Regions from separate parts of the Mus musculus genome. Here region 2 is linked to region 1. The links are chromatin loops, found by intact Hi-C in ENCODE. Cell type or tissue: left cerebral cortex. All regions are shown on one strand. Each heading gives the region's core, and the rest is flanking DNA. Links, peaks and the distances in the headings are about the cores only. Region 1 overlaps Shc4 (SHC (Src homology 2 domain containing) family, member 4). Region 2 holds the start of Fgf7 (fibroblast growth factor 7).

The links. Hi-C counts contacts between places; a loop is a spot of excess contacts. Peaks named below come from ENCODE experiments on the same cell type or tissue, not always from the same donor. Only the 100,000 strongest peaks of a DNase experiment are listed, where the experiment ranks them.
Region 2: a loop joins it to region 1, with 3 times the contacts of the local background. A loop is called at or near these places in 6 of 42 quality-filtered maps.

The regions. Positions count from the first base shown.
Region 1 is chr2:125,649,985-125,666,566 of GRCm38, reverse strand. It overlaps Shc4 (SHC (Src homology 2 domain containing) family, member 4), which reads left to right. Exons shown (of 12, transcript NM_199022.2): 6 at 243-294; 7 at 8,958-9,078; 8 at 10,847-11,015; 9 at 14,032-14,092. Among named protein-coding and RNA genes, the nearest start is that of Eid1, 15 kb to the left of the region's middle. In left cerebral cortex, for the core only: a CTCF peak has its summit at 6,387 (motif pointing left); a DNase peak (open chromatin) is centred at 6,364; H3K4me3 peaks cover 200 bases.
Region 2 is chr2:126,030,001-126,038,000 of GRCm38, reverse strand. All of the region lies in intron 11 of Fam227b (family with sequence similarity 227, member B), which reads left to right. It overlaps Fgf7 (fibroblast growth factor 7), which reads right to left and starts at 3,343. Exons shown (of 4, transcript NM_008008.4): 1 at 3,151-3,343; 2 at 2,001-2,556. The coding sequence starts at 2,286. In left cerebral cortex, for the core only: CTCF peaks have their summits at 3,478 and 4,414 (motif pointing right); DNase peaks (open chromatin) are centred at 3,517 and 4,413; H3K4me3 peaks cover 188 bases.

The sequences.
Region 1 (16,582 bases), core at 3,354-11,353:
TTATGACTCATAATAGTAGCAAAATTAGTTTTGAGGTGACAATGAAAATAATTTTACGGTTAGGGGTCACCAGAACATGAGGAACTGTATTAAAGGGCTGCAACATTAACGGGCTGAGAACTTATGCCATAGAAAAACAGTTATGTCTAAGGCTTTGGCTCAGTTGGGTCCTAAGGAAGTCTTATCTTATTCATTCATTTTAAATGCAATTGTTTCTCTCTCTCCCTCTCTTTCTTTTATAGGATACCACAGACTATGTTGCCTATGTAGCTAAAGATCCAGTCAACCAACGAGGTATGGACAAGAAACTTCTGGGTTTTCATAAGAGCTGTTAGCTACCGACTATAAAAATAAGTGGTTATTTCTAATGTACACAGTAATGGGTGTCACACAGTAAGGCCCTATCTATGGGCATTGCTTTCTGTTATCTTAGGAGTCATGGTCATTGCAGACTTGAGCACTCTTGCTAAGCTGAACAGGCGATAAAGAGAAGCTGTGAGGCCCCTCCTGGCCTGTTTCATAGTCTTCCAAACGATGGGCATGGTCCAATGGTGCCCCATCATTGTAGGATGATATTGAAGGACTCTAAGAAAACTATGTAAATTTTAATTGAAAATAAATAATCCTACCAGCAGAGAAGAGTGGAACAATTAACAGGCAATATTTAAATTCCAGCACTTGAAAGATTCACAAACTAAAAAGCATATTTACATATGCAAAAATAAGCTGTTTTGTTTATGGTAGTGTTGTTCCCATATCCCAAGGAGAAAAAGAAATTGAACACAAAACTCAATGAGACATTGCTGTTGGTGTGTGTGTGTGTGTGTGTGTGTCCCTATGCACTTGCTGCTGAAAAAGCCTGGAGTGTTACTTTGAGTTTGAGTATGTGGCTTTTTGGACAAGGCTGATCTTAAACTCACTATGTAGCCGAGGATAACATTGAACCTCTGATTCTCCTGCCTTTATTCACCCTGAGTGGGATTATAGGCATGTGTCACCATGCCCAGCTTTATGCAGGTCTGGGGCTAGAACTCCGGGGGTTGTGTGTGCGAGGCAATCTCTGTCCACCTTTAGGTCTCACCTCCAATGTCTCTTCTTTTGAGGGGCCTTCTACTGATGGCATAGCCTACCTCTAGTCACATGTGCCCCACCCCCATCATGACTCAGTATTTCTCTCCCTGCCAACAAGCCACACTTTGTTGCTTGCTGTTTTTCTCACGTACTTGTTTGAACATTTCCCATGTTCTTTCTATTAGGCTGAGATCTCCCTTCTTACTGTTGTTTCTCAGATACTTTACAATGCTCAGGCGTGATGCACAGACTGTGTCTCAAATGACTGAGTGGAAGAGCCGAGTGAGAGCCTCATCCTAGGGTATAACGAGGTTGCCTAGGAAAGGCATCTGCAGGCTGGGCTTAAAGTCAAAGGCCTGAGGTTCCTTAGAAAGTTCGACCTCTCTGGACAGATGTGGTTGGTACTGTTTCTCACCCTCAAACCCAAGGCATTCAGACTCCCCCTGGGAGATGGGTTTAAGCTAGTTGCCCTCAAATAGAACCTGGGAGTTGGGGAACCTCTTCCACCCTGGTGATGGAATTTGCCTTCAAATATTTGATTAAGTGAACATGGAGTGCTATTTGGGAATCGAAGGAACAGAGGTGGAAATGCACAGCTGCAGGCTGCGTGCGGCAGAAGAAGGAAAACACTCTCCCATGGCAGAGAAGAAAGACCTAATAAGCACGGACTTGATCCCGTGGGTAGATGGGTAGAGGTGCTTTTTGCCAAGCAGACTTCTAGAGAGACTCATCGAGCAGGCACTATTAGGTGCATTCAGAGAGAAACTTGAAGCCATGGAGGCAGTGTGACTGTCAGAGTGAGATTATAAGAGGCATTGGATGGCATAGAGAGTGGCCATAGTCAATGCTTGCCAATTGCTTGCCAAGAAGGGCACGGTCCTGAGAATGGAGAGAGGAAAGAGCAGGTGACAAACACTTTAAAATGCTCCATAGAAAGGGACCACTGAGCTGCAGAAAGTTGAGTGGATAATGAGGGAGTGGCGAGGAAAGGAAGGAGCCAAGCACTGGGAAGCTACCAGCATGGAGCCGCCTGCTGTATTTGGAAAGACCTCTGAATAACATTTGTTTTTCTTACCATAAAACATACAGATATGGAAGGAGAATCACCACAAATACAAAGCCAGTCTGAGCCATATGCTGTGCCTCCAGGACATGGTCTGGGTTATAGCCTGAGCCCCTGAGCCCATGTTAAAAAGAGGTTAAAGAAAGGCATCTGGGATCCAGATTCTTTTGCATTTTTGGCATCTGCCATTGTCTTAGATTGTCCCCCTGCTGCTATAATCAAATACCCTAACAGAGCAGCCTAAGGGTTTATTCTGGGTCCCCATTTAAAGGTGGTTGTCACTGCAGGAAGTCCAGGTCACATCCATCATCAGGAAGAGAGAAAGGTGAAAGCTTGCTTGCTGCTCAGTTATCTTTCTCTATATACTGTCCTGGATCCCAGCCAGGGATCAGCGCCATCCAGAGTGGCTGGGCCTCCTACCTTAGTTAATACAATCAAGATAATTCCCTACAGGCATGCCAGAAGCCATCTGCCAGGTGACTCTATATCGTCGAGTTGATAGTTGACACAAATATCAAAGGAGTCGAAGCTTTCACTGGGTCTGTGCTCAGAAGGATATGTACAGGTTGAAGTGCAGTGTGATGAGATAGCTACAAGGTAGTGTCTGCAAAGACAGGGCTTCAGGGAAAGAAAAAGAACAGAAGCTAAAGAGCCACAGGGAAAGAGAAGCCAAAAAAGACTACAGAGAGTGGGAGGTGCCAGTAGGTCACCAGATACCAGGAAAGATTCTGGGCTTTATAGAAGGTGTTATGATTTTTGCCATTGCATTGCAATCGCAGTACGATGCTTCTTGCAGTTGTGTCTGTACAGTGATATCAGAGGGCAGAAAATCAGTCGGAATTGTAGATTCCAAGCCAGATAAGGTCTCATTAGTTCTAAACAGAGGTCGTTAGTGGTCTAAATTGCCTGGGGGATGAAGGGGCAGTTTGGACCAAATCTGGACTAATAGTATCTGATGAGCGTTTACACTAAGTGTTGGTGAAGGGATGGGAATTGCTTGTTCCTGTGGAGCTTGGAGAGATATTGTACACAGTCCAACATCTCTGTGACTGGCTCCTAGCTCCTACCTACTGCTCAGCATCATCCAGTGGGAGGAGTTGTAGTGAAGTTGCCACTAAGAAGGTGGAGGAGATTCTTCTCAATAGGAAAAGGGCAAATAGTGAAACAGAGAAACAAGGCAAAGAAAAGTAGCTGTGTGCATTGCATGCTCGCCATGCTGCAGACATTGTCATGTGCACTTTGTGCACATTGATTCCTGTCATCTTCTCAGCAGTCCATAAAGTAGGTAATAATGGTATGTCATATATATATATATATATATATATATATGTGTGTGTGTGTGTGTGTGTGTGTGTATGTATTATATATATACACACATATACACACATACATGTCATACTTTATGCAGTATCACCTTATATATATGCATATGTATATAAAATATATCATACCATTATTATATATATTGTAGGTAATACTGTATAAAGCTCTGTGTGTGTATATATAATATATATAGTAATACTGGTTTGTCATGTGTCATGTATGTATATATAGTAGGTAATACTGTATAAAGTTGTGTATATATGTTATGTATATATAAAACAAAGTAGGTAATACTGGTATGTCATAGATAATGGAAGACTAAAGTCAAGACAAGCAGGGCCTTTTAAATCCAGATACAGCGGCACGCATCTACAGTTCCTGCAGTCAGGAGGCTGAAGCAGGGAGATAGCAAATTTGAAGCCATATAGAAAGACCTTATCTGGGGAAAAACAAAAAAGATTTTTTTCCCTGAGGCCCCTAGACAGTAAAGGGTGGAGAAACTCCAAGTCCTGAGCACAAGTTCCTTTCAAAAGAGCCTTACAAGACTCCAAGAAGCATCTGAAGGAAATGCAGCTTATGAGCAAGCCGAGCAAGCCAGAACACAAAAGCTATGGATGTCACGGTTCATTTCTAGATTTCTCATATTGGGAAATGACAAGTGTGCTTTAGGGAAGTGGTTAATCTTGAATGTAGCCAACAAGAGCACAGATCCAAACATTCTATAGGGCTGTTTGACGATTTGGGTCAGGTCTGTTGCCCAGTCTGGCCTTTAAACCAGCAGTTTCATTTCTCAGGAAGTAATTAGGATGTGCAAAGAGATCAAACAATTAAAATCACTGCCATATAATATTTATATGCCGGAGGCAATTATTAACCCAGTATCATCTATTAAAAATTAAACCAATCCATAGCATGTTCAAGATTGTTTTAGAAGGATGTATAATGCCACAGTTGAAGTATCCACTATGCTATTAAGCGCACAGACAGAATATGAGAATCTGTGTACTGTGGCCCAGGTGATTTTTGAGGCGGGGATTTACACAGAAAAAAGCAAAACAAAACTGGAAAGGCCTATGCCAAACTGCTAATAGCAACTGTTTCCGCATGGTGGAATTTGGGGTGATTTTAACTTTCTCTTGGTCTTTTTTATTTTCTTCAATTCTAATAATGAGTATTTGTTATATATTTTCAAATGTTCTCAATTCCTGAATAAAAAATAGTGGAATGAGAAGGTGACAGAACATTGCCTAGTGAGTTAGGATTCTCCTTAGGGAGACCCGCTCTGTCCAAGTGTCACAGGGGACTGGGATTTCCTTTTAGAGGTCCTTGGTCAATAATAAGATAACCTTAAAATGGACTCTGAAGGAAATTCAAAGTCCATTTTATTACAGTTTGAGGAAAAAAACCCACAGGACAGATAGGCTGGAAATCATGGCAGGGGCTTTGGAGAGGAGGTAGGAAGATCAGGGGAGTCGGCCAGGCCTTTGAATTAGGGTCAGGTATGGGAGTCTGGAAGCCACTATAGAAGTGGGATTATGTAGTCTTCACAGAAAACAGTGACTAGGCAAAAATCTTAAGATTTTGGTTGGTATTCAGTGGAGAGATAGAAAGCTGGGGTGGCAGTGGGGTTAGGCTTTATGGTTAGAACTGTAAAGTTCAGAAAGCTTGGCACTGGAGATCTGCAAACAACCGCACAGATGGAGGGGCTTCCGGGTGCTACAAGTAGAGGGACTGCCAGGGGCAACCAGGGGTGACCTCCTGACCGGGAGATTGATGGGCCTGGTTGGGTTCAGTAGTTTACAGTGTTCTAATCATTGAGGTGTGTGGAAATACTATCCATTCCTCAGACCAGCAGGAAGCGTCTTTGCCTTCATCAGCCTCAGTAAAATCCAGTACTCCAACCTTTTCACTTGGTGAATGGGAGGTGAGGCCCCAAACTGACCATGAGCTAGGCATCTGCCCTTAATGCCCTCCGAGCCTGCTACTGTGGGTCTGGAGCCTGATGCCAGCCAGGAACGGGTCTGGGGGATGGGAGACGGGAAGATAGCTAGAGGCGAGGAGACGGAGAGAGGGAAGCAGAAGAAGTGGAGTAGGACCATCAGCAGAGGAGTCCACAACGGAAGGGGCTGAGGCTTGCAGAGAGGGGAGAAGTCCCAGGACACGCGGCGTGGCAGCGTGAGGAGGAGGTCCGGTGAGAGCGACCTTCTTAGGAGGAACAGCACTTTTTCCTGGAGAGGACACCGGGATAGTCTCACGCTGGAATAGTAGGAGAGTGAAGGAAAGAAAACACCTTCAGTTCAGCAGAGAGCCCACAGACTAGGTGACTTCAGAAAGGCAGGAGCCAGACGGCAAGGGTGAGGAGGAAAACTCGACTGGCAGGAAGTGGAGGTGGGCACAGGAGACCAGGCTTCCTGCTAATAATCCTCCATGTGTCACCCCTCCCCCATCGTCCCTCTGCTGTATACCTGGTTCAACGTTTCCATCCAGATCCAGCTGGTATTACGTTTTCCTAACTTGGCTACGGCCCTGTTATGAACTCATCAGTTTATGAAACGCTTTCTTTGTAGAGAAGGCAAGTTAAAAATGTCAGTGTTAGGTCCAGCCTTCTCCTGTAGCTGTCGTGAGGAAGCCCATGCTGTCTTCAGCTTTCCAATGCTGTGGCAGGCTAAGGAGGTTTTCATACCGTATCTGAACTTAGTCTGAGAAAAGACCCCGGTTTACCTGGACTGTTTATGTATAGGAAAGCCATGAGCTGAATATTAAAAGAGAATTGTAAAACCAACGCCCCTGCCAATGAAAAGCAACCTAAACGAATCTGCTAACTTACATTTGTATTTATGCTTGTAAAGTACACAGGCTGCTGTCTGTGAATCTACTGTTCTTGGAGTCTGATGCTTCGGGAGGCATCTACTCCATTTGCGTCCCACAGCACCATCTGGTGGATGATCTGAGACACTGACCTTTATTTCAAGAACTAATTCTAGACAAATGTTGATCTTTACGGAAAAATGAACAATCTGAGAGTGGTGGTGTATGCCTTTAATATCAGTACTCAGGAGACAGAGGCAGGTGGATCTCTGTCAGTTCAAAGCCAGCCTGGTCTATAGAGAGAGTTCCAGGCCAGCCAGGGGTATATAGTGAGTACCTAGAGGAGGTGTGCACTGGGGGTGGGTTTTGAGGTTTCAAAAATGCTCGTTTCATTCTCAGTCAGCTCTCTGTGCCTCACAATGCTTGTAGATCAAGATGTAAGCTGTAAGCTAACTGTGTCATCGCTATGCCTGCCTGTCTGCTTGCTGCCATGCTCCTAGCTATGATGGTCATAGACTCACCATCTCAGAAACTCAAAGGAACAAAACTCTTTAAAAGGCCTTCTACTGGCTAAGAGTAATATTCATTCTTTTGTGTAATATTACCCTTAGGATCCCTAGTGAAGGGACATGCTAAGATTCCTATGATTTTTACTGATGCTCATAGGTAGAACTGGGAGCTTGGGAAAGAAACCAGGTGTGTGCACTGATTCCAGATGTAGACATCAGAGCTCAGGCTGCCATGGCTGTTTTCATGTCACCAAGAATCCCTTGGGAACACGGGATTTCTTATGTATCCGTCTTTTCCCCTTTGCCTGTTAGCGGCAGGTAGGGCAGCTCCGACCAGGAATTCTAGCATTTTGTATATGATTCATGGCAGGTTCCTATGTTGCTTCCCTGTGATCATGTGAACAAACTAAGAGTTCAAAGAGTAGCACTGTCAAAATAGGGGTGTTTGCTAAGAGGAGGTGGGGTGTGGCACGGGCCTAGGGCAGCCTGCCACATTAATGGAGAGAGACAGGAGCCCATGGTGTTTGTTTGTTTGTTTGTTTTTTCTTTTTTCTGTTTATTTTTTCCCTTTTCTACTTTCTGTTCCATCTTCTTTAAAAAAAAAAAAAAAGCCAGCAACAGGGTAATTGAAGCAAAGCAGAAAATTATTTGGAGAACTGCCTATGGACAGACAAAACCAAAACCTTCTAGGCATTCAATCCAGAGAAGTTGCAGAGAAGCTGAAGCGCTTTAGAGTGTGCTCAAGTGGTGGTGGTCGGGCTTAGTGCTTCTGTGTGCCCAGCCTGCTTGTCCTGCTCCTCAGAGGGTTTAAGTTAGTATGAAGAAAAAAAAATACCAGACTTTCTCTAAAGGAGACAGACAGCCTATCCTGCTGTCCTCATAAGTGAAGACCTGGCCGTAGTTACTGTTATAGAACTGTGATGAAACCCCATGGCCAAGGCAACTTGTAAGGAAGGGGGATTTAGTTTCAGAGAGTGAGTCCATGAGCATCATGGCAGGGAGCAGGCAGGCACTGGGCCTGAGCAGTAGGCCAAGGGCTCACATTCTGATCCACAACACAAGGCAGAGAACGCTAACTAGGAATAGCATGGGCTTTTGAAACCTCAAAGTCACCCCCAGTGACACACCTCCTTCAACAAGGCCACGCCTCCTAATCCTTCCCCAAAAGTTCCAACAACTTGGGACCTCATTCAGGTTTCTGAGCCCATGGGGAGGGGTGGACATTCCTCTTCAAGCCACCACAAGTAGCCCATCCAGGACTACACAGATGGTGGCACAGATGGTGGAATTTGAACTCAGCTCTGGATCTTTTTCACAGAGTTCTTCTTGTCTCCCATCCTCTTACCTCTTTCACAGGAAATCAGTGTTGTATGTTTTCTTATTTATGCTGGAGTTTCCAGCCCCCCCCCCCCGTCTTCCTGATTTTTATTTCTTTCAACACGAAGGAAAAAAATTACAGCCATTTTGGTTCTATTTTGCAATCACTCTCATTTTGATTTTGTTTTTTTTAATTGAGCCACATATGTATGAAATTAGAAATGAACAAACAAGAAACCCTCAACTATAATGACATCTCTGTATAATGTGGTACAACTTATCTTGCTCCATCTGAGGAACATTTCTTACAGGCCCAGAGTGGTGGCTCAGTGGGTAGGGATACTTACTATCAAGCCTGAGTTTGATCTCAGGGACTCACAAGTTGTCCTCTGACCTACACTTGATCTCTCTCTCTCTCTCTCACACAAACACACACACACACACACACTTATAAATGATTGCAAAAAAATTAAAGACAGTCTGAAGCATGAGCCCTAAATATCTGCCTTGATACCACTTTTTTTTGAAACAGTGTTTCTCTTTGTAACCTGACTGTCTTAGAACTCACTCTGTAGACCAGGCTGACCTGGAACTTACAGAGATCCACCTGCCTCTGCTTTCTGAGCGCTGGTATTAAAGGTATTTTTATACCACACCCAGATCAAAATTTCTAATTTTTCAGGTATGTGGATTTTGAATATTTTCTCCTTGATTTATATTCAATATGAAGCCTAATTATGCCTTTTTAGAGATGGAGTAAGTTTGATTTTTTTTTTAAAAACACAACTATTTTCTCATGTTCTGGAACTATTTTGCTTTTGTATAATGTTCTCATGATACTATATTTTTAATGTGTCTTCTCACAGCGTGCCACATACTGGAGTGTCGCAGTGGAATGGCCCAAGACGTCATAAGCACCATAGGGCAGGCCTTTGAACTCCGGTTCAAACAGTACTTGAAAAATCCTTCCTTGAACACTTGGGAAAGGTCAGTCAAGAGTTCCATAATTATTTAATTTTCTGTCTTTCTGGACACTTAAAGCATTACCATGATGGCAGGATGTGTAACGCATGCCTGGCTCCCAGCACTCAGGAGGCAGAGGTTGGGGGATCTCTGTGAGTCCAAGGCCAGCCTGGTCTACACCGCAAGTCCCTCGTCAGTCAAGGCTACTTGGTGAAACCCTGTGTAAAAATAAAGCACAAAAAAAATTTTTTTTAAGTTCACTAATGAGATGAATATTTGTTCTTAAAAGTAACAGTTTCAGCAATAAAACCAAAAATAAGAGTGGCTTACTTTTCTTCCACTCATATTTATCCAGATATTCTTCTGACACTAAATGTGGGAAGGAACCAACCCCATTTCTCCAGTGTTACATAAAACTATGAATTACGAAGTTATGAAATAATAAACGTTATCAAGTTTCTCCGATTTTCTTTAACCCTGAATCTCATGCATATTCGTAAAAAACAAACCGAAATGGAAGAGTAAAACAGGAAAAATCGACAATCTCTGTAGGAATCTGTTAGCTGCTGGTAGGCCTCCTAAGTGGCTGCAGCCTTTGGGGTGGAGCAGATGTGACCCAAAAAGCTGGTGTTTCTCCTGTCTGTGGCCATGGATGCTTTCAGGCCACCAGCTACTGCCAAGTTCATGCTCAAGAAATAAAATCCTTGGGCATTTATTTTTAAGTGTACCTTTCCCCACATTATCATCTTGTGTTATCAGTGAGCACTGGGTTTGGAGATCCCTCTTTATGAGGTAGATCCTCCAGGGCAACACAGAAAAGGGGTACCAGAAGCCTTGGTGACAGCTTTTACTCAGGATCATGCGGTCATGGGGGTTGATAAGTTAGTTCATTTTTAAAAAGACTTAATTTGGTTTGAGAAAGATGGCTCAGTGGGCAAAAGAGCTGCATCCTCAAAACAAGGAGGGCAAGAACTGACTCCCAAAGTTCCTCTGACCTCCAGATGTGTGTCATGGCACACACAGACACACACAGACACACACACAGACACACACAGACACACACGAACGCCTCCTCTAAATCACACCGCACCCCCCACCCCCCCACCCCACCCCCGCATCCCAAGCCTGCCACATGCATACAAAATCCTGAAGAGATTTGGTTTGACTTATTCTTTTTTATAGGAACTTTTGTTGTTAATTCCAATTTGGAAATGGATGCCAGTTTGTTTCTTTTTTTTACCCTGTTTCAAATTTAAAACAATTGCATGTTTACAGAATTCCCTCACTTGCCACATGTGACTCTAATAGTTCTTTATGAATACCATACTTGTCTAGATTTGTGCAGACAAGATAGCTGGCTACAGCTCTCCTTTTAAAATGGATTTTTCATCTTAGTTTAGTAAACTGGGCCGGGCTTTCTACCCAAAGGACAATTTCTAAATTTTCTTTGACCAAAACATCTCCAAAATGAAGCTGTGTGTCTTTATGATGCTGAGGTGAAAGAGCCTTTCACTCAGGTGAGCTGTTTATCATCATTAGTACCACTAACTGGAGAGAAATACGAAGGCCTCACCCTTGACAGTCTTCACTGGCTTTCTCCATCGGCATTCTCCACGGACTTCCAAGCACGCTAGTGCAGAGGTTCAGATGTTTGACGTGGCTTAAGCACGGCTGTAGACGTAAAACACGCCTGCAGATTTTCGGCATGATTTGCTTGGCTCTGATTTCTTTGTATCCCCTACAGCCTTCGAATTCCCACGCAGCCTTTTGGGGCCTCTTTTTCCCCTTACAGGGAGGAGGTACTTGTTGATGGTGCCCCTGAAGACAGAGACCATGACTATTACAACTCCATCCCGGGGAAGCAGCCACCTGAAGGCGGCATTTCAGATGTGCGCATCCAGGCTCAAGCTACAGACCAAATGGCATACTGCCCTATCCGGTGTGAAAAGTTGTGCTATTTGGTAAGCACTGGTTTTTTTTGTTCCTGGTACCGCAGGTGTGATTCTGTTCTTACCATGAGAGCCCTCGATTTGAGGATTTTCAAATGTGAAGGTACCATGTTCTTCAAACGTGGGGGGTAAATCACAGTCTATATTGGATCATTTTTACTCTCAGTACCCTATCAGGGCTTTCTAGTTGACATCATATCCGGCTTCCCTGGGAAAACGAAAAGCACCCAGTGCACTGCTGTCATCTTTACCCTCCCACCTGCCCTGTCTTCCTGGGCTCCTGCTTCTTCCTGAGTCACTGTGTCTCTGAGTATAATCCTCCCTGTGCTCTGACCCTCCTCTCCTGCCAGCCCTACGGCCTTGCCCAGAATAACGCCATTGGCTCTTTTCCCTCTGCCTGTGGATAAGCTTTGGCCGCTGCAATCCACCAACACCACCTCACCTTTTCATTCCCACTTCTAAGGCCATTGTCTTCATCCTGGCTCTCACACACTTTGAGACCTTAACTCTGCTTGGCAACCTGGGGTAAATGACTTTTATGTAGGTCACGAGGGACTTCCTTGCTAAGTGGATTTCTCCCTTTAGTAATCTTCCTCCATCTTTAGAGCTGACACCCACTGGATGAGTCCTCTTCTGTTGGCTTCCAAACATTATTTCATCTTGGTGCTCCCTTCCTGAACTTTTTACGTCTGCCCCAGGTCCCTTGATCTCAACATTTTTAGTATAGTTGAAAGAATCCTACAGTGAACACTCACATGTAGAGTCCTACAGTGAACACTTGCGTATATAACACGTGACTCATTACGTTTGTTTTATCACATGGGATGCCACAATCCATCTTTAATTTTTTTGCATATTTGTGTATGGTGTGTGTGTGTGTGTGTGTGTGTGTGTGTGAGAGAGAGAGAGAGAGAGAGAGAGAGAGAACATGTAAGCACACATGGAGGTCCGGTTGATGTCCATCATTTTTCTCTGAATTTACTTAGGTAGGGTCTTTTGCCTGTTTACTTAGTCAAGCATCCAGCTTGCTCGAGGGATTCTCTCTTGCTGCTTCCTGTGCTCTGGGATTTGTGGGAGCTGTCTGGCATTTACATGGGTTCTAAGAACCACAATCTTTAGGCTTGTCTGGAAAGTTTTCTATCCACTGAGCTACAGTTCCACATATTTCTGTTCCTTTGAAAAGTGAGTTGAAGCATGGCAGTGGTGGTGCACACATTTAATCCCAGCATTTGGAAGGCAGAGGCAGGCGGATTTCTGAATTCAAGGCCAGCCTGGTCTACAGAGTGAGTTCCAGGTCAGCCAGGGCTACACAGAGAAACCCTGTCTCGAAAAACAAAAACAAAAAACAAAAAAGAAAAGAAAAGTGAGTTGAGTCTTTCCTTTTCTCTCATATTTTCTTCTATTTCCTCATGGAGACCCCAACCCTATCTTGCTCTGGGGTGAGCATCTTCTGTGGCTCCTCTTAGGCTTAGGTCTTGCCTCTAGTCTGAGGACACATTGGTCCTCTAGTTTTTCTTCTTCAGCCCTTCCATGTCTCCTAAGCTCTAATACCAAACTGCATTGCACTGAGTCTCACTGTGTAGCCCTGGCTTGGACTTCCTGAGATCCACCATTCTCTGCCCTGTGAGTGCAGGATCCAGGGCACTTTACCGTGCCCCGCTCCATTCGCCTTTCTATTTAGTCTATTTAGTTTATTCTGCTACTCACCTCTTTCACTCATTTTGCCTTTCCTTACATTTTGGAGCCCATGTCAACTTGTGCCCAGCATCATCATGTGAGTATCTTTTTTATCCACTCAGGCTTTATTCAAGTTCTGGTTCTACTTGCCTAAATGATTCTGAGAGCCCTTATCCGGCACTGATTTCAGGCCCTCAAGCCATCTTACATACTATTGTCAGATAAAGCTATTCATTTATTTTAATTTTTTAAAGATGTGTGTAGTGTGAGTCCTTGCTGGAGCAGTCTCTCCCTCTCGCTCTCTGTCTCTCTGTCTCTGTCTTTCTCTGGCTAGCTGTTCTGGGATCTCCTGGGCATTTACCCACCCCTGGCTCCCATTTCACCCACCCATGCACTGGGATTACAGAGCTCTACTTCACAGGGCTTTGCCTGGACTCTCAGGATCTGAACCCCAACCATCACACTTGCTCACCAAGTACTTTACACATTGATCCATCATCTCTCCAGGCCCAGATGAGTCTTTCTTCTCCAAAGCATCAGCACATCTTCATTCCACTGCTGGAGATAATGTGTGCAAAGGTGGGGATAACCGAAGCCCTCTGATTGGCTGAGATTTTCAAGAGTAACAAATGAGTCTAGCAAAACCCTAGTAGAGCAGGGTTTGTCACCTCAAACACAGGTAGCTGCTGGGATAGCTCAGGTTGTACTGTGTTTGCTGTGCAAGCTTGAGGGCCTAAGTGAAGTTAATCCCCTGCACCCACATTAAAAGCACAGTCAGGTGAGGTGGCATGGGCTTATTTTCCCAGCGCTGCAGAGGGGGTAAGAGACAGCTAACTAGGGTTCCCTGGTCAGCCAGCCCAGTCTATCTCAGAGAGCCCCTAGTTTCCCCTGGTCAGCTAGCCTGGCCTATCTCAGAGAGTCCCTGGTTTCAGTGAGTGATTGAAACCCAAAATACCAGGTGGATGGCCTCTGAAGAATGACGCCCAATAGTAACCTCTGGCGTCCATACTTACGTGAACACACACTCACAAACACATCTACAGACACACACACAAAGCAACTAAGCATCACTTTCTAGCTGACACTGTGAATGCTGGAATATGACTTCTGCAGCAGAGGAAGGGACCCTCAAGACACAGGACATGGGCAGTCCTTTCGACAGCCCTAAACTTCAGATCCACATTAGCAAATAATTCCAAAAGGGTGGCCATCGAGTTCTGTTTTCTTCCACCCAGATTCTGTTTCCAACCTGTCAGAAAGTGAAGTTGCATGCTCTATTTTCCTGAAAGCTATCATTTTCTTTATAAACATGCCCTCTTGATATACATCCTGCAATCTGTCGTTTGTACAGCCTGGGAACTCCACGTGCAGCGGTGTGTATAAGAACTGTATGGGACGGAGCAGGCCAATAGGTAGGTACAATGCCTCCCCAGCTGCCACCCCAACTCCTTCTATGCCATACGACTGTGTAGGCTCTGCCTCTTAAAGGGCAGACGTGGGACTAAATGTGCAGCCATTGTGCTGCCTGCTTCCCAGGGAAGCCAGAATGCTATCGTGTGTTGTTCAACAGCCCCACACTTCTCCCTTGCTCTCATGTGATCCCCAAGGGGGTGGCTGTACCACTGGGTTCTGTATTGCTTTGACATCATGAAAACTCTCATGGAAACGGAATGCCTGGAAGGCCCCTTGTAGTTTATCTCTGATTTTTGCCATTCTACATGCTGCGCGAGAAGATCTGTGAGTGAGGACAGCACTTTAACTTTCTATAAGCATATTTTCTTTTTTGATAGAAATTAAAATTCCACTGTGGTGCTTACCTTAAATCCCAGCACTCCACTGGCAGAGAGCTCAGAGTTCAAGGCCAGCCTGGGCTCTGTAATGAGTTTTGAGCCAACCAGGCCTCCATAGTGAAACTATGTCTCAAAAAAAAAATTTTTTTTTTTTATAAAATTCTTTACAGTCAATTAAGATCCTAAGTTAATTACTTCTCAGTCTTTTGGCTGAGACCAAGTTTTCAACTCTAAACTAATTCTTAGTTATATGGCTGAAAATGAAAGTGCAAATGCCTCTGAAATCGTGCCCTCTTGGAACGGAGACCTTCCTGTCCCTCCTCCTACTTCCCTCCTCCTGGGAATTCCCAGCATTCAGCAAGTACCTGGTAGGAGCTTGTCCTGTTCGGACCTCTCTGTGACACTGGCAGCACGTTCTCCCGTGCGAGGCTGACTTGTTCTGTCTCTCACATCGTTGCATTTATTCAACAGTTTCCCTCGGTGATATCTATTGAGGCCTCACACAGCATTTAGTATCAAAGCCCATGTCCATCTACATTCAGAGCAGGCTAATGCTGAGAATGGGGAGAGGTCTCATTGGATTAGGTCGTTACTGATCCCGCAACTCATGACACTGCTTAGGGAAGTATTGTCCAGCCTGCAGCTGCCTTGCAGTGATCTGTTAGTCACTTTGTCGTGAAAATGTGGAGCAGTTTCCCTAGCCCATAACTCTATTCGACTAAGCAAGCAGTCACATGTCACAAAGTGCACAAATACAGCGCCCGGGCAACCCTTCCCTCTGCAGAGACTGGACAAACAGAAGCACAGAGAACAAGGAGCAGGTACAGGTACCAAGAGTGGAGTCTTCCCATTGGGCCTCTCTCTCACCGTCATAGGACAGCTGGTGTGAGCTTGTCCTGTTTGGAGGGGGTGCGAGACTGAGGGATAGAAGAAGGAATGTTAGGCCGTTAAGAGCCACGGTCCTGGGTACAACTTCACGATGATCCTGGAGCACGTACAGCTGAAGTTTATGAATGTGCTCATTTAGAGACGCAAAAAAATTCACCCCGGCATCCTCATGACACAGCCATTTGGATGGATAGTCCTTCATGCTATCAGATCATGAGAGACTGTGCTAATACCCATGTATCCAATAACAGTCATGGGTGAGACATGTGATGCTTTGCAGCTGTGAGCAAGGCGGATGTTACCCTTGCTTTTGTGGAATGTGCAGCCTAGATGTGGTACAGACCTAAGCAAGTAAGAAGGGTGGGAGGATTGATCGCTCCCATGGAATGGCCTTCAAAGCCTAAGTACAAGCCTCTGGGAACGCAGAGAGCCCGCTAGCCTTGAGCAAAGAGAGATTTGAATTCATGCCTGAGGTTTAAGTGGCAGCCATACTGCAGAAGGCCAACGTGACCTCCGGCAGAGACTGGAAGTAAAGCCGGATTGACAGAGAAGTTCTGCAGAGGAGTAACTAGAAGGTTTTTTTAAATCTCTGAGAAACGTGATTGGGTTTTCAGTTTTAAAAGAGCATTTGGCCAGTGTGTGTAGCCTGAGATGGCTTGGGAGGGAACAGGCTGACGGGAGAGGAGGAACTAATGTGAGGGAAGAGGCCACTCCACTATATACAGTCAAACACCAGCAACCAGGGCAAGGCTGAGCTTGGCGAGAAGAGGAGAAAAGAGCCAGACGTTCTAGCCTTAGGAGCTTGTAGTAGTCGGGTTTCTCTAGACTCACAGAACTCATGGAATGTCTCCACAGATTAAGGGAAAATATTGAAATGATTTACATTCTGCAGTACAACTAACCCAACAATGGGCAGCTGTGAGTGGGAGGTCCAAGTATCTAGCAGTTGCTCAGTCCCATGAGGCTAGGTGTTTCAGCTGCTCTTCTGTCTAAGCTGGAATCCTGAAGAAGCAGGTTCCAACAGATGTGCTGGCAAGCAAGTGCAAGCAGACACAGAAGAACGAACCATTCATCTTTCCATTGTCCTTATGGAGGGCTCCAGCAGAAGCTATGGCCCAGACGAAGGGCGTATACCACCATGCCTGGACCTAAGCTTTTCTTTACTTGGAACTTGCTCTGTCCCAGGCTGACCTTGAACTCAGAATTCTGCTTGCCTTTGTCTCC
Region 2 (8,000 bases), core at 1-8,000, 370 kb before region 1:
AGAAACATATTTGGTATTTGCATAAACAATGTCAAGTCTTTCTAAGTACAAGGCACTCTGATAGTTCAACACCATGATTTTGGGAAAGACTTTTGTCTTTCTTATTACTATAGAGTTTGCTTCATGAAAAAGGGGGTTTGCTAAACAGGCTTTAAGACTTCTCAGGTTTAGCACTATACCATGTTTCAAATTGTAAAGTGATTTTACCAGTTTGTAAATGTGTACAAATACCTGAAATTCATGAGCTCCAGGAATTTAACACAAAATAAAATTCACATATATTTACATGTTCCAATTGTAACTACTTTAATCTCAAATAATCATAGTACTCATTTTCACTGACTGTTCCCACCCATTTTTTTTTTACCTTTTTTTATGAGTTAGTGGAAAGCATCCAAAGGGATTAGTCATTAAATAAAAAGAAGTCTGCAATTGAGCTATGATAATAACCTTGTTATAAAATTTGCAACTAGCCCTGACTGCATGGTTAGTCTGGAGAGAGAGCAGGCACTTTTGCCTCACTGTTGGGGTGACAACTAGGTAATGAGTATTGAGGCTTTACATTGTGTGGTACGTTCCCTGCCTCAGAACCAATTAGACTGTGAGAAGGAGAAAGATTTTGAAAAATGCATCCATGTTTACCAGTTGAAGATTGGGAACACTAAAGTGCCCCAAAGTCATTAACAGACAGGGACGGGACACATGCTGTCACTGCCCCCATGATTCTGTTATCTACAATAAGGCTCGATGATTTTCAAATCAAATGAAAAGGCCACATAGAAGGGACGGTCAGCAAATCCTCCTCCAGTGGCCACTGCTGAGCTGGGTCCCATGGAATCAGTCCTCCAGAAGGCATGTTTCCTTGCTCAGTTTGTATGAGTTATGGCTGAAATGAAGGTCCCTCATTTTCATTTTGGAAAGAGTCACCAAACTCTTATTTTTTGGTCAGTGAGTTTAGAGCCAAAAAGATATTTCAGGAATAGATAGGAACTACTTGGGGTGGCCCTGTCACAGACACCCAGCTACACTATTGTCTCCATGTATCCTTCTCAAACTATACTGCCACACGTACTATCAAACATACAGTGTCAACGCCACCCATGTGTTATTAGTGCTAAGAAATCTATTTCCACGTGTGGGTTTTAAATACCTAAGGTAAATGTTGAGTGTGTGTTTTATGCCATTGCATTTAATACTACTGAGATTAGTTACTAACTGTAACCATCAAATGAAAACCCAAGCCCTGGCATTTTAAGGTAAAAAAACAACTGGGTCTAAGGAAAGTGGGGTGCTCCAGGTGAAGGTCCCCGACCCAACCTGCCTTCCAACTCAGCTCTGCTTCCTCAAGGTTATGTTCCTCTTAAATTAGCAAGAGACTTAACATGACAGACTCTTGATAAAGAAACTGCTAAAAAAGGTCTGTTACCTGTGGGTGGGGAGTTAAGGAATCTAAAACAAACTCATTAGACTTTTAAAGATGTTCCAGGGCATCACCGACTCCCTTCTGTTTTAGAAGCACACAGTTTTTGGTGCTCAGGAAGTAGATTCTTAACCGGTTAGTACCATGGCAGAGTCCTTTCAAAAGCAACACCACTAATAAAGACAGATACATCCTCTGCTCCTTAAACTCCTGGCTGGTAGTTTGGTGAACACCTACTGAGAGCTCTATGCACACCGCTGCTGAGCTTTGCTAGGGAAACAATCACACATGAGCATGCGTGCTCACTGACATGGTTTCTTACTAACCAGTAGTTTGGATTTAAGCCACAGAGTATTTTCCAACTATATCAGTTCCAACCATAAGGTGAGGACACTTGCCCTATTACCAGAGATATTTTAGGGAGTTAGTGCAGAAATCCCAAGGTAGAAAAATTAGGACTTGATATATGACACTGATTTTTTTTTTTTGCCCCCATAGGAAAGGAGAACACAGCACTGGAAAGTGAACCTTAGACAAACCTTAAAGAGCTAAGCAGGGCTGTGATAAAGGCATCACTTACTGTAGCTGTTCTTCATCTCCTGGGTCCCTTTCACTTTGCCTCGTTTGTCAATCCTCAGGTACCACTGGGTGCGACAGAACAGTCTTCTCACCCTTATATCCCCTCCTTCCATGTAGTCATAACTTCTGGTGTGTCGCTCGGGGCTGGAACAGTTCACACTCGTAGCCGTTTGCTCCGGACTCATGTCATTGCAAGCTAGAGATATAGTGCCCACTAGACAGACGAGGTGGAAGCATGATCTGTAGAGCAGAGTTGGCAGGATCCGTGTCAGTATCCATTTGCGCATTATAGTGTAGTGCCCCGGGTGTTCATGAATAACATAATGAGAATTGAATCTTGCGTTGATTGCTACTCCTAGGTCATGGGCCTCCTCCTATTTGTGAACTGGAGATTGATGAGAGAAAAAGTCGTCGCTCTTTCCAAACTGTTAACCTTATCTTTTAGCTTCTGATACCAATAACACGATTCCTCCTTCAGGAACACAGCTGATAGGTATATCCTTATAGAAACAGGTCGTGACAAGGCCAGTTGCTGCAGTGCGGTTGCTCCTTGACTTCTGCTCGAAGAGAGAGATTAGGAATGGGGAGGGGGAGAGGAGAGGGAGATAAAAAAAATTGTATGTATAAATTTCAGTAGTTAGATAGTCTAACATGTCAGTGTAGTTAAATGTTGAAAGCACGTTTAAAACAGCTCCCACAGAGGACGTGAGCATCTCTGCCACTCTGCACATAGATTCAGAAGCGCTATGCGTTAGTGAGGAGACACCACAAGAAAACCACACCATTCATTCCAGTTGCTATCTTGTCAGGAAACACTGTGTACTCACAGCTATTGAGTTAAATCAAGTTTTACAGCCTCTATCGACAAAGTTGAAGTTGAATTCCCTGGAATTCATTAGTCTATGCTTTTACATTTGTGCTTTATAATTATTTTCCCTTAAACTACCCAGATTTTTCAAGTTAAGTGTCAGGATTGCCCTGGAGAACCTCAAGAGTCTCCTTCCATCCGTCCGTACTACAGCACAATTTCTGTAGATATTTTCACAGCTCAAAAGTCTTTCCCCCCTGACCCCACCCCAGGACAATAACCACAGAAAGAGAAAATCTTTCAGAAAAGAGCATTGTTTTAAAGACAAATAACAGTAACTTACTTGTTCTGTTTGGAACAGCTGGGTACACAAGAGTTCCGTGTCTGCTGTCTGCCTCGTGCAACTTGAGCCTCTCTACTGTAGCTACAAACTATTTCTCAGCTGAGAAATCCCCCAGCAGAATCATAATTGTTTCCATAAATCAACAGGCAAAAGGATTTTCTCCGTGTGTGAGCGCGTGCGCTTGTGTGAGTGCGTGGAGCCTTTTATTCAGAGATTTTCAATAAATACCTTTGCTGACCTCATTGGAAGCAATTAAAACTTAACCAGTGAGCTGTTCGTTGTCTAAAACAGCAGAATTAGGAGGCTTGTACACTGTTGAGTGGTCGTAAGGGGGAGCTGTGGACACGGCTTCGGCTTAAATCCACAAGTGGGCATTCACGCTGTGGAAACAGACCTCTGATTCCCAAGCCGTTACAAAGAGAAAGGAAAATGTTAGACCTTTTAAACACAGAAGCTGTACAGTCTGTGAAAAACATATGTCCCTACAACATATATAAGGGCTTCTTAAATGTTAGATGATCTTTACAATACATTGGCACGGAGGAGGTTGGTAAGTGAGGGTATGTTTTTAGTCCTTCAAATTCAGAGCACTAGAGCAACCCAAGGCTCAGGGCCTGAAAGCAGGTATCCCTAGGCAAGGACACATCTTTTCACAGATCTTGCACAATTGGGTGTGAGTCTTTAGGCTGAGAAGACCTAGTTTCTTACCGGACTGGGATTCTAACAAACAGTGTGGCCTTGGCTCCATCCCTTACTTCCCCATGGCTCAGCTGCTGCTTCAGGTATCAAATCAATGGCCACGTCTAATCAGGCTAGGGTGTGCTGCCGTTTTAACATCCTGTCTTGTGATTTATTTCAAAGGATGACACACAGAAGCAAAGGACACATAATTTGCAAAACTATCATTCTTTTAGAAAAATGGTTTCACCTTAGTATTTGACTTGTGCCTTCCTGAGAGCAATAGCATAAAAAATAACTGATAATTCCAGGAATAATAAGGCCAATAGCTAATGGATACAAGAGAGTCCTTTTGCTTTCCAGCCTGAGCTTGTGCCTATCCTGTACTGAGCAAGACTGTGACTGTCTGTATCTTACACTTAGTATGGAGCCATCGTATCACCACCCTAAATGAATATTTAAGAATACATACATTAAAATTCTCTTTTCCTTGTACCTGCAAAACACACACACACACACAGAGAGAGAGAGAGAGAGACACACACACAACTTCGCACTTAACATACACTACCACCAGGTGGTGCAGGTAGACCAAATAGAGACAGAGACCCAAAATTGAATCATTTGGATGTGATTGTTCTTCCCTTTCCCATTGTGCTTACAGAGGGCAGAGTCAACAGCACCCCATATTTCAAACATACACAGTTGTCTTCGATTCATGAAATATTAAAGCACTAGGCTTTCAAAGCAGAGGAGGGTGTGCTGTTCTATAACTGTATCTATTTAAAGCCAGAGAGTTCAGAACATCCCATGATTTTTCTCCCAGGGAGGAATAGGAAAGGACAGAAGGTATGATGATGTTCTTAGTGATATCCCACCATCCGGGGGCGGGGACATTAGTAATGAGCAGATTCAGAATTCTTACGAGTTGACGTTCCATAGAGAAATGGAGGTTATGCAGTCAGTTCTCAGTGCACACTACAGAATGCCCAGTCTCTTTACAATGTGCAGGGGAGGGAGTGTTCGCAATGTTGGAGCCAAGGTATAAAATGACTCTCTGAGGAATGTCACTGAGCAGGTTACAGTCAGGCAGGAAATTGTATCAGTTTAAATTCCTTTCGAAGTTATTGATTACTTTCCAGTGATGGGACCAAGACGGGGTGGGGAATTTCATTCCTGTCCTTGAGACCCTTACTTGTTAGCAATGGTTCTCATTAGGCTAGCGGTTCAGCTATCTGTAGGACAGCTGCTCTCTTTGTCCTTGTGAGTTACCCAGTGGCAGACATCCTCTGTCCTTACTGTAAAGCACATACAGAAGAGAGCAGCAGAGTTCCCTGCTCTGTGCTCTTTCCAGATAACGGTAGCTTCATCCTTAGTTGAAAATATCTCCACCTTGTGCATTGTAAATCCATAAGAAAAGGATCTACATCTATTGACTTTTAAAGATTAATGTTGTCACCTGAAAAGCTTCAAATAGAAGCGTATCTCAAAAAGAAGAAGTGTGTCGCCCTTGCCCCTCGTGTTTGGGAATTTGTATTTCAAATACAAAAATAAAGATATTTAAAATAAATTTGCATTGAAAATCATTGAAAAACTCATAGAACTTCTTTGATGCAGTCAGTTGCTATATGAACTTCCTAGCTTTTCCTAACCAGTCTTCATCACAGCCTTCATTCTGTGGAGAGACAAATGATAGAAACTTTGACTTATGGAATTTTATATTTCAGTTTACATTTTTACCATGCTTAAACACAAAAGCTATACACATATATACAGGAGAATTTTATACCCTGTTCTTTTACATACAAAGAAGTATTATCACACACACGAGAGAGAGAGAGAGAGAGAGAGAGAGAGAGAGAGAGAGAGAGTTATACATGTTGCTTTTTATTTAGTAAAAATACAAAATCTCCTATCTCAGCATTTAGAAAGCTCACTCACTCTCTACACTGCATGCTATTCCATTGAATGGGTATATCTCAATGTGCATAGCCAACCTCTATGAACATTTCATTTTTACCCATATATTTTACTGTGGAACTATTATAATGAATGCAGTTATAAATATGTCATTTTATGGTATACAAATATAGCTGTAGGGCTATTTTCCAAAAGCTGTCTAGACATCTGTCTTCTGGTTCCAGGTAGGATAGACACTCTTGAAATTGGGACAAGGTTGAATTCTACTTATAAAAATGACTATGTATATGTTGTGCCTTACATCTGACATTGTTCCAAACTATTCCATCCACATTTCTACAACTAACCCCACACTAGATTTGTCTTCATCATTTCCTGTGTGGTTTCAATATATAAATTCAGTCTTGACTCTGGATCATACTGTGCAACCAGTCTTACTTATCATCTTGATTCATCCATTGAACAAATATTTATTCAATAACTCTGTGCTGCCAGATGCTAGGTTAGCCCTCTGAAGACACAATGGTGAGTATCTTGGAAGTGATCCCTGCCTTTGCAAAGCGTGCATTCCAGTGAGAGCACAGTATAAACAGGGATCTGGGGATGGTAAGGGGCGGGGAAGCCAAGAGCTTAAATTCCAAGAACGGAAAGAAGGCCCAGGCTAATGATCACAAGCAAGAGGCTAAGCAAAGAGAGAGGCCTGAAGCTTGGCAGATACAACTTGACATTAGGAACTGTGTATACTACAGAAGAAACTTAGGTTCATTTAAAAAGAATAGGACACAGGAAGACAGACCTGTCTTTCCAAACAAGACGGACCTGGTTAAAGATAGTAAACTCGGGAGGAAAACCAGGATGGAGCAATCCCTGAGGTCCTTAATCCTATAAACAGCTCGTTTGCCTTTGGCACAATGCTGTAACATCTAAACACTAACTGCACAGAAGATGTAAAGTGTGAGTCATATGTTCAGCATTGCGGTGTGCCTGTGACTCAACTTGTAAATATCTCAGTATACAAATGCCATTTGAGCCTTTCTATCCCTGAGTCTGTAACAAAATGGCTTCGTTTAATTTTGTAAAAACTCAGAAAAAACAAACAAACAAAAACCAACCAACCAAACAAACAAACAAAAAAACTCTCTGAAATACTAATCTAAATTTAAAATCTTCAAACTATGTTATGAATTTACCGAATTGTAGTCTGACGATCATAGCAAACAGCAGAAAGGATAAAAGTGATTGGAATGGGGTCACAGGAAGGCTTTGGAAAGAGCCATTATGTACGCCAGGAGCTGAGCAGTAAGAAGAAATCAGAAGGCAGAGGGTTCTAGATAAAGGTTTCAAAGGAAACCACATTCTGAGGTGAACGTGAGTTTATTGTGTCTGGGGATGGAAATACAATGGATCACAGAGCGTAAGAAGGAAGTTCCGTGGTGAAAGCAACATGTTTTTGAGATTTGTCCCTAGCTGTTAAAGCTTCTGTGTGTGTGTGTGTGTGTGTGTGTGTGTGTGTGTGTGTGTGTGTGTTAGACACCATTCTGAAACCCCCACGAGACGTACCTTTTGGTCATCTGGAGAATGACTAAAATGTAAGCCACCCACTGCTATGACTATGATTGAAACCCAAGTCAGAGATCACTCCTTGCACTAGGATGGTAGCAGCAGGGATGGAAACAAAGGTGCAGACACACTGAGGGCAAAGCTGGGTGGTAGGTAACACAAGAGTAAGAGTGGGTCAGGAGGCTTGACTGTGACAATGGATGCACAGTGCTGTCTTTTGTTGCCCTAAGGAAGATGGTGTGAGGAAGGCCATAGCCCAAATCCAAGGGAGTGTAGATGCCCCTCTCTACACTGACTGTAAACTTTTGACTTCCTTAAAATGAACTGGTTATACAAGAGTATGGAAAGTGAAAACAGAAATACATTTTAACAATATCCGGCAGTATTTAGTACAAAAGGAAAACTGTTCCCATGTTGTGTTATGCATTTTGTTTAAAATATAATACCTTGGACCCTGATATAGCTGTCTCCTGTGAGGCTATGCCAGTGCCTGGCAAATACAGGACTGGATGCTCACAGTCATCTATTGGATGGAACACAGGGTACCTAATGAAGGAGCTAGAGAAAGTACCCAAGGAGCTGAAGGAGTCTGCAGCCCTATAGGAGGAACAACAATAAGAACTAACCAGTACCCCCCAGAGCTTGTGTCTCTAGCTGCATATGTAGCAGAAGATGGCCTAGTCTGCCATCAA